Regions from separate parts of the Mus musculus genome. Here region 1 is linked to region 2. The links are chromatin loops, found by intact Hi-C in ENCODE. Cell type or tissue: heart. All regions are shown on one strand.

What was found. Hi-C counts contacts between places; a loop is a spot of excess contacts. Peaks named below come from ENCODE experiments on the same cell type or tissue, not always from the same donor. Only the 100,000 strongest peaks of a DNase experiment are listed, where the experiment ranks them.
Region 1: it touches region 2 in a loop (9-fold over the local background); 8 of 42 quality-filtered maps call a loop at or near these places.

Annotation. Positions count from the first base shown.
Region 1 is chr12:4,906,373-4,908,872 of GRCm38, reverse strand. It overlaps Ubxn2a (UBX domain protein 2A), which reads left to right and starts at 1,320. Exons shown (of 7, transcript NM_145441.4): 1 at 1,320-1,524. In heart, a CTCF peak has its summit at 1,065; a DNase peak (open chromatin) is centred at 1,252; H3K4me3 peaks cover 2,032 bases; H3K27ac peaks cover 1,790 bases.
Region 2 is chr12:3,571,010-3,573,509 of GRCm38, reverse strand. Dtnb (dystrobrevin, beta) reads right to left here and starts at 1,119. Exons shown (of 18, transcript NM_001162465.2): 1 at 863-1,119. In heart, a CTCF peak has its summit at 1,237; a DNase peak (open chromatin) is centred at 1,089; H3K4me3 peaks cover 1,771 bases; H3K27ac peaks cover 1,423 bases.

The sequences.
Region 1 (2,500 bases), 1.3 Mb before region 2:
TTGTACCTGGGCAAAGTGGCACACACCTTTAATCCTAGCACTCAGCAGGCTGAGGCAGGTCAGTCTCTTTAGCTGGTCTAACTAGAGAGTTCCAGGACAGTCAGAGCTACACAGACCTTGTCTCAAAAACAAAACCAAACCAAACCAAACCAAACAAACAAAAAACAAAGAGACTATTGTATAGAGGAAAATCGATGAGATCTGCAACAGTTGCCTAGATTAGCTAGACAAAGTCTTACTCTCTCCCCCACTCCCACGTGTGCGTGTGTGTGCGCGTGCGTGTGTTTCCTCTATAGGGAAGAATAAATAAGGCTAGAAAGACGTGTGAGTAGGAAAATGTAATCAACCAACAATAGAGGAGACAGTGAATCACACAGGACATCAGAGACATTTTGTTTATTCCAAAATCAGTGTACTTTCTGGAGTGGCAAAAGGGAGAGGGGATGCTTCCAGGCTCAGGCTGAGGCTGTGAAAGTGTGGGAACCTGGAGAAGATATGCTACACTAAAAATGGTACGTCGGTACAGCAAGTATTTTGACCAGATAGCGGTTACAAGCAGTCCTGAAAAATCATTAAAAGGACAAAGACCGGGTGTTTAAAGAGTATACGCCTGACCTTGCTGTAAGTAGAATAAGGGGCATTCTGAAGTCCTATAAATCCTATCCGAAGCCAACTTCAGAGGCAGAGGCAGGAGGATCTCTGAGTTCCAGGACAGCCAGGGCTACACAGAGAAACCCTGTCTCACCCCACCCCCTAAATATATACACAAGCAAATAAATAAGTCCTCTAAAAGAAAGGGGTCTTTGTAGAGAGCCTTTTTAAGAACGCGAAGGGCGGGCAAGTTTCTTTTAACAGTCACTCTTCAGATAATAGGGCTCAGGTGAAGTTCGCTAACAGGATGCAAGAACTCTCTAAGGAAGAGCACAGGAGGCATAGAAAGAAATAGGTAAATCTGGATTATCAGGTGAACGCCCACCTAGTTCCAGCTTTCTCCGCGCCTCCTAAGGAAACAACAAGCAGCGGCACCTGCAGCAGCAAGAAGGCCACCGCCATTAGTGCGCGCCTTGCGGCAGCCTAGGAAAACCCGCCGCAAGAAGCCCCGCCCCCGGCGCGCTCCCGTTTCAGCCAGACAATTTCCTCACGGCCGCGCGGAGCCGTCCCCGGCGCGTTCCCGTCAGCCAGGCGCGCCGAGCCATCCCCGGCGCGCTCCCGTCAGCCAGGCGCGCTCCTCCGAGCCGCGCGGAGCCGTCCCCGGAGCGCTCCCGTCAGCCAGGCGCGCTCCTCCGAGCCGCGCGGAGCCGTCCACGCGCGCTCCCGTCAGTCAGGCTCGCTCCTCCGAGCCGCGCGGAGCCGGCGCCGGCGCGCGCCGGGCAGTCTGAGGGAGGCCGGTCAGATCTGCGCGGCGAGGCCGCTGGTCGCGACAGGGTTTCCCGGCGCTCCGGGGCTGAGGGGCTTCAGCCCAGCGGCGCCGGCGCTTGCCCTAGCCGGGGCACCGAGGACTAGGCCGTGGGGCCGCGCCCTGAGGTGAGTTTCCCGGCTCCAGGTCATGTTCGGTGGGTGACGTATCGGGCGGGTGGTTCCCCGGTGGCGCCCTGGGCTGTCGCCTGCGACGGCGACGTCTGTTCCGCAGTAAGTCGCCACCTGGGGCTTCTGGCCCGCGCGACTGCGGCCCGGGAAGGACGCTGGCGGACCGAGGCCTCCACCCGGCCCGGCCCGGCCCGGCCCGGCCCAGGTGAGTGCGGACCTGCAGCTGCCGGCTCTGCTGGCCGCGGGAGTCGGAACTGGGTAGAAGGACATAGCGCTTCTCTCTCTGGAGGCGTCTAGAAACTTCGGGTTAGGTGCTGTCGAGACATCTCCATTTCGAAGGCGAACGCTGCGAAAAGCGCACTCCTGAAATACAGAAGGACTAGATGGCTGAACGTTTCCTAATTGACTTCACCAGCCTTCCTTAACAGACTTTAACTGATGTTTTGGAAAGATGATGTTCACTGTTTTCCTAAATGACTTTTTTTCTTCTAGTATTCCCCCCCCCCCTTTCCTAAACTCGTGGTAATAAAAGTTTATTACTTCTCAGCAAAAATGAAGGTCAGAGTGGCTTCCAGTGTTTGTTCGTTTCTATGTAATCGAGATAAAAAATAGGGAACTGATTATCTGTTTTGACTCGGTTTTTTGTTTGCTTTGTTTTTGTTTTCTTTGTCTTTATCAAGTACCAGGCTGGACTTGGAATTCTCACACTCCCAAATGTGCTGGTATAACAGGCGTTGATTCATCTCCTGAGTTATCTTGATGTTGATACAGGGAATAACATCAATAACATCACTAACGTCAACGTTATTCCCTGTACTGGTGAAATGCAAAGGTCAAAATGTGTTCAGGTAGGAAAGAACACCTGAGTACAGAGTACTGGGAAGGATACTATAGATAGGTAGCAGTTACTACTTGAGCACTTACTTTTTTTGTTTGTTTGTTTTTGGTTTTTCAAGACAGGGTTTCTCTGTGT
Region 2 (2,500 bases):
CTGAACAGAAAACAGGCACGGAGCTTAATTCTAGCTGGGAAGGCAAGATTCTTCTTCCAGATTTCTTCTCCCCCTCCCCACCCCTCTTTTAAATGTCAGTAAGATCCTTCAAATCTCTTCTCAATAGTTCCCACCAGCTTTCCTCAACTATCTTACTTTCTCCACAAACCAAGCAACTTACGGCTCCAGTTTCCCAGGGCTGGGAAAATCCTAAAGGGACCTGAAGTGAACAGAACAGGAAACATGAAATAGAGCACTTTACATTTTGTGTGCATACTTTCACAGCCGAACTGTCAGCACTTCAACAGCAAAAGATGGCTGAGAGTGATAAAGTCGTGACCCAGGCGCTGACCGCGGTTCTCTCCTGCTCCGTAGCTAATCAATAAACGCTTGCAGAGAATGCTGGAAGGTCTCCCTGATTCCCTAAGGCCTGGCACAGAAATTTAACAGCAAGCATTCGTCAGCTGCATCCTCCCTCTTCTCCGGACACTGTGCCCAACAGGGGTGACCTGGGTGGACAGGTTCGTCTACCGGGAGCCTCGGGGGACACTGAGAGGTGATCTGGAATGAATTCCCTTCCCTCTGCCAGGGCCTGCCTACCTCACCTGCCCTCTGCCAGGACCTGCCGCCTTCGCCCCCTTCAGCACCTAACGCGGAGCCTCCTCCCCGCCAGCCGGGCTCAGGATGCATCAGCAGCGCGCGCAGCCCGGCTCTGCGCTCCGCGGGCCCCCGCGCGCGCGGGTGACCGGAGAGCCCTCCCCGGCCCGGCGTGCTGTCTCCCAAGGGTCGCCGCTCCAGGGCCGCGCACTCCGCCACCCCGCAGCCCTCCTTCTCGCTCCTCCAGCCCCGGCGGACTCCCCACCTGGCTCGCTTCCCGGCCGGAGCTGAGGGGCCGTCGCGTGGCTCTCCGGCGGCCGCAGCCTCCTCCAACCCGGCCCCCTCGGCTGAGGCGGCTGAAGCAGCAAGCAGCGACTGAGGCGGCGGCGCCCACTCAGGCCCCGGAGCCGCCCCCGCGGCGAACGGAACGGCGCCGGCTCGCGCCGCTTCCCCGCCCGGCACGCGCAGCGAGCCCGCCCCCGGCGCGAGGGCGCGAGGGCGCGAGGGCGAGGGCGGGTGCGCGCGGAGGGCGGGCGCGCGGAGGGGCGGGGCTTCCGCCGCGAGAGGGGGCGGGGAGGCGGCCGAGTGCCCTCCCGCGGGTTCGCGCGCCCCCTCCGGGCCTCTGCTGTGCGCCGGCCGCGGAGGTGGAGGTGGACTTGCCCTTCCACTCCACAGGTAGCTGCCGGGCGGCTGCGTGCTGCGCCGACGTGACTGCACCTTAAGGAATGCGAAGAAACACCCGGTGAATCATTGCCTCGAGCGCGGGTCCTCCCCCGAGTGACTTTCCACATTGCCTCAGCAGGCTCGCTGAGCCCTGACTCCGCGCCTGGTGCCCGATGGACACGATCCGGGTCACGGCCCCTGGTCCCCAAGAATGCATAACTTAGGGAGAAGAGCAGCCTTGCGAAGGACCGAGTCTGGTCCCCTGCGCAAAGCCAAGCCACAGCCGGATGCGGTGAGAGGATGAAGGAGAGACATTACTTTCCGCTTAGTTGTTCAGTAGTTCCTAAAAGTGGGACTATTTAGACATTAAACAGCTTGAGCAACGGAGCAGGGGCGACAAAGCTTCATTTATTTATCTAGCATCTATTTATTTATTTATTCATTACCAACTCTTTTTTTTTTTTTTTTGGTTTTGGTTTTTCGAGACAGGGTTTCTCTGTGTAGCCCTGACTGTCCTGGAACTCACTTTGTAGACCAGGCTGGCCTCGAACTCAGAAATCCGCCTGACTCTGCCTCCCTAGTGCTGGGATTAAAGGCGTGCGCCACTACCCCCCCCCCCCCCCCCCGCTTCATATCATTTTTTTAAAGGACTTTATTTTATGTGTATGAGTGTTTGGGCTGCAATGTGTGTGCACCCTGTGAGTGCCACCCCGAGGCCAGAAGAGTGTGAAATGACACCTGGATGCTGGGGAATCAAACCCAGGTCCTCTGATAACATAGCAAGTGCTCTTAACTACTTAGCTATCTCTCCAGCCCCTCATATTGCCATTTTTTATAGAAGCTTTTCCAAACTCTCTAGGGACATCAAAGTCTTCTTTTAATGGCTCAAAAGATAAATGTTTTCCCTCAACTTTAAGACAGCGGCATGATCCATTAGACTTTTGGTGCGTGTGGATGTGCACATGTTAAGGAAAGCAGCAGTAGGCCTGTGTGCTTTAGGGATGCTTTTTGAAGCCTTCTGGCACCTTATGGAAAGGCAGATCATGCCACCTGCTTCAATCAGACTGGCAGCCTGCCTCTAGGACACCCTTTTCCTCCTCTTCTCACAATCTATTTTTAAATTCCCATGGTGAAGGCAGTGCTGTGCTGATAACTTAGAGTAAGTGAGGTTTTTTGTGTGAGAGGGGATACATTACTTTTCACACATGAATTGTGTGACTGTTTTGCATGTTTGGAAGAG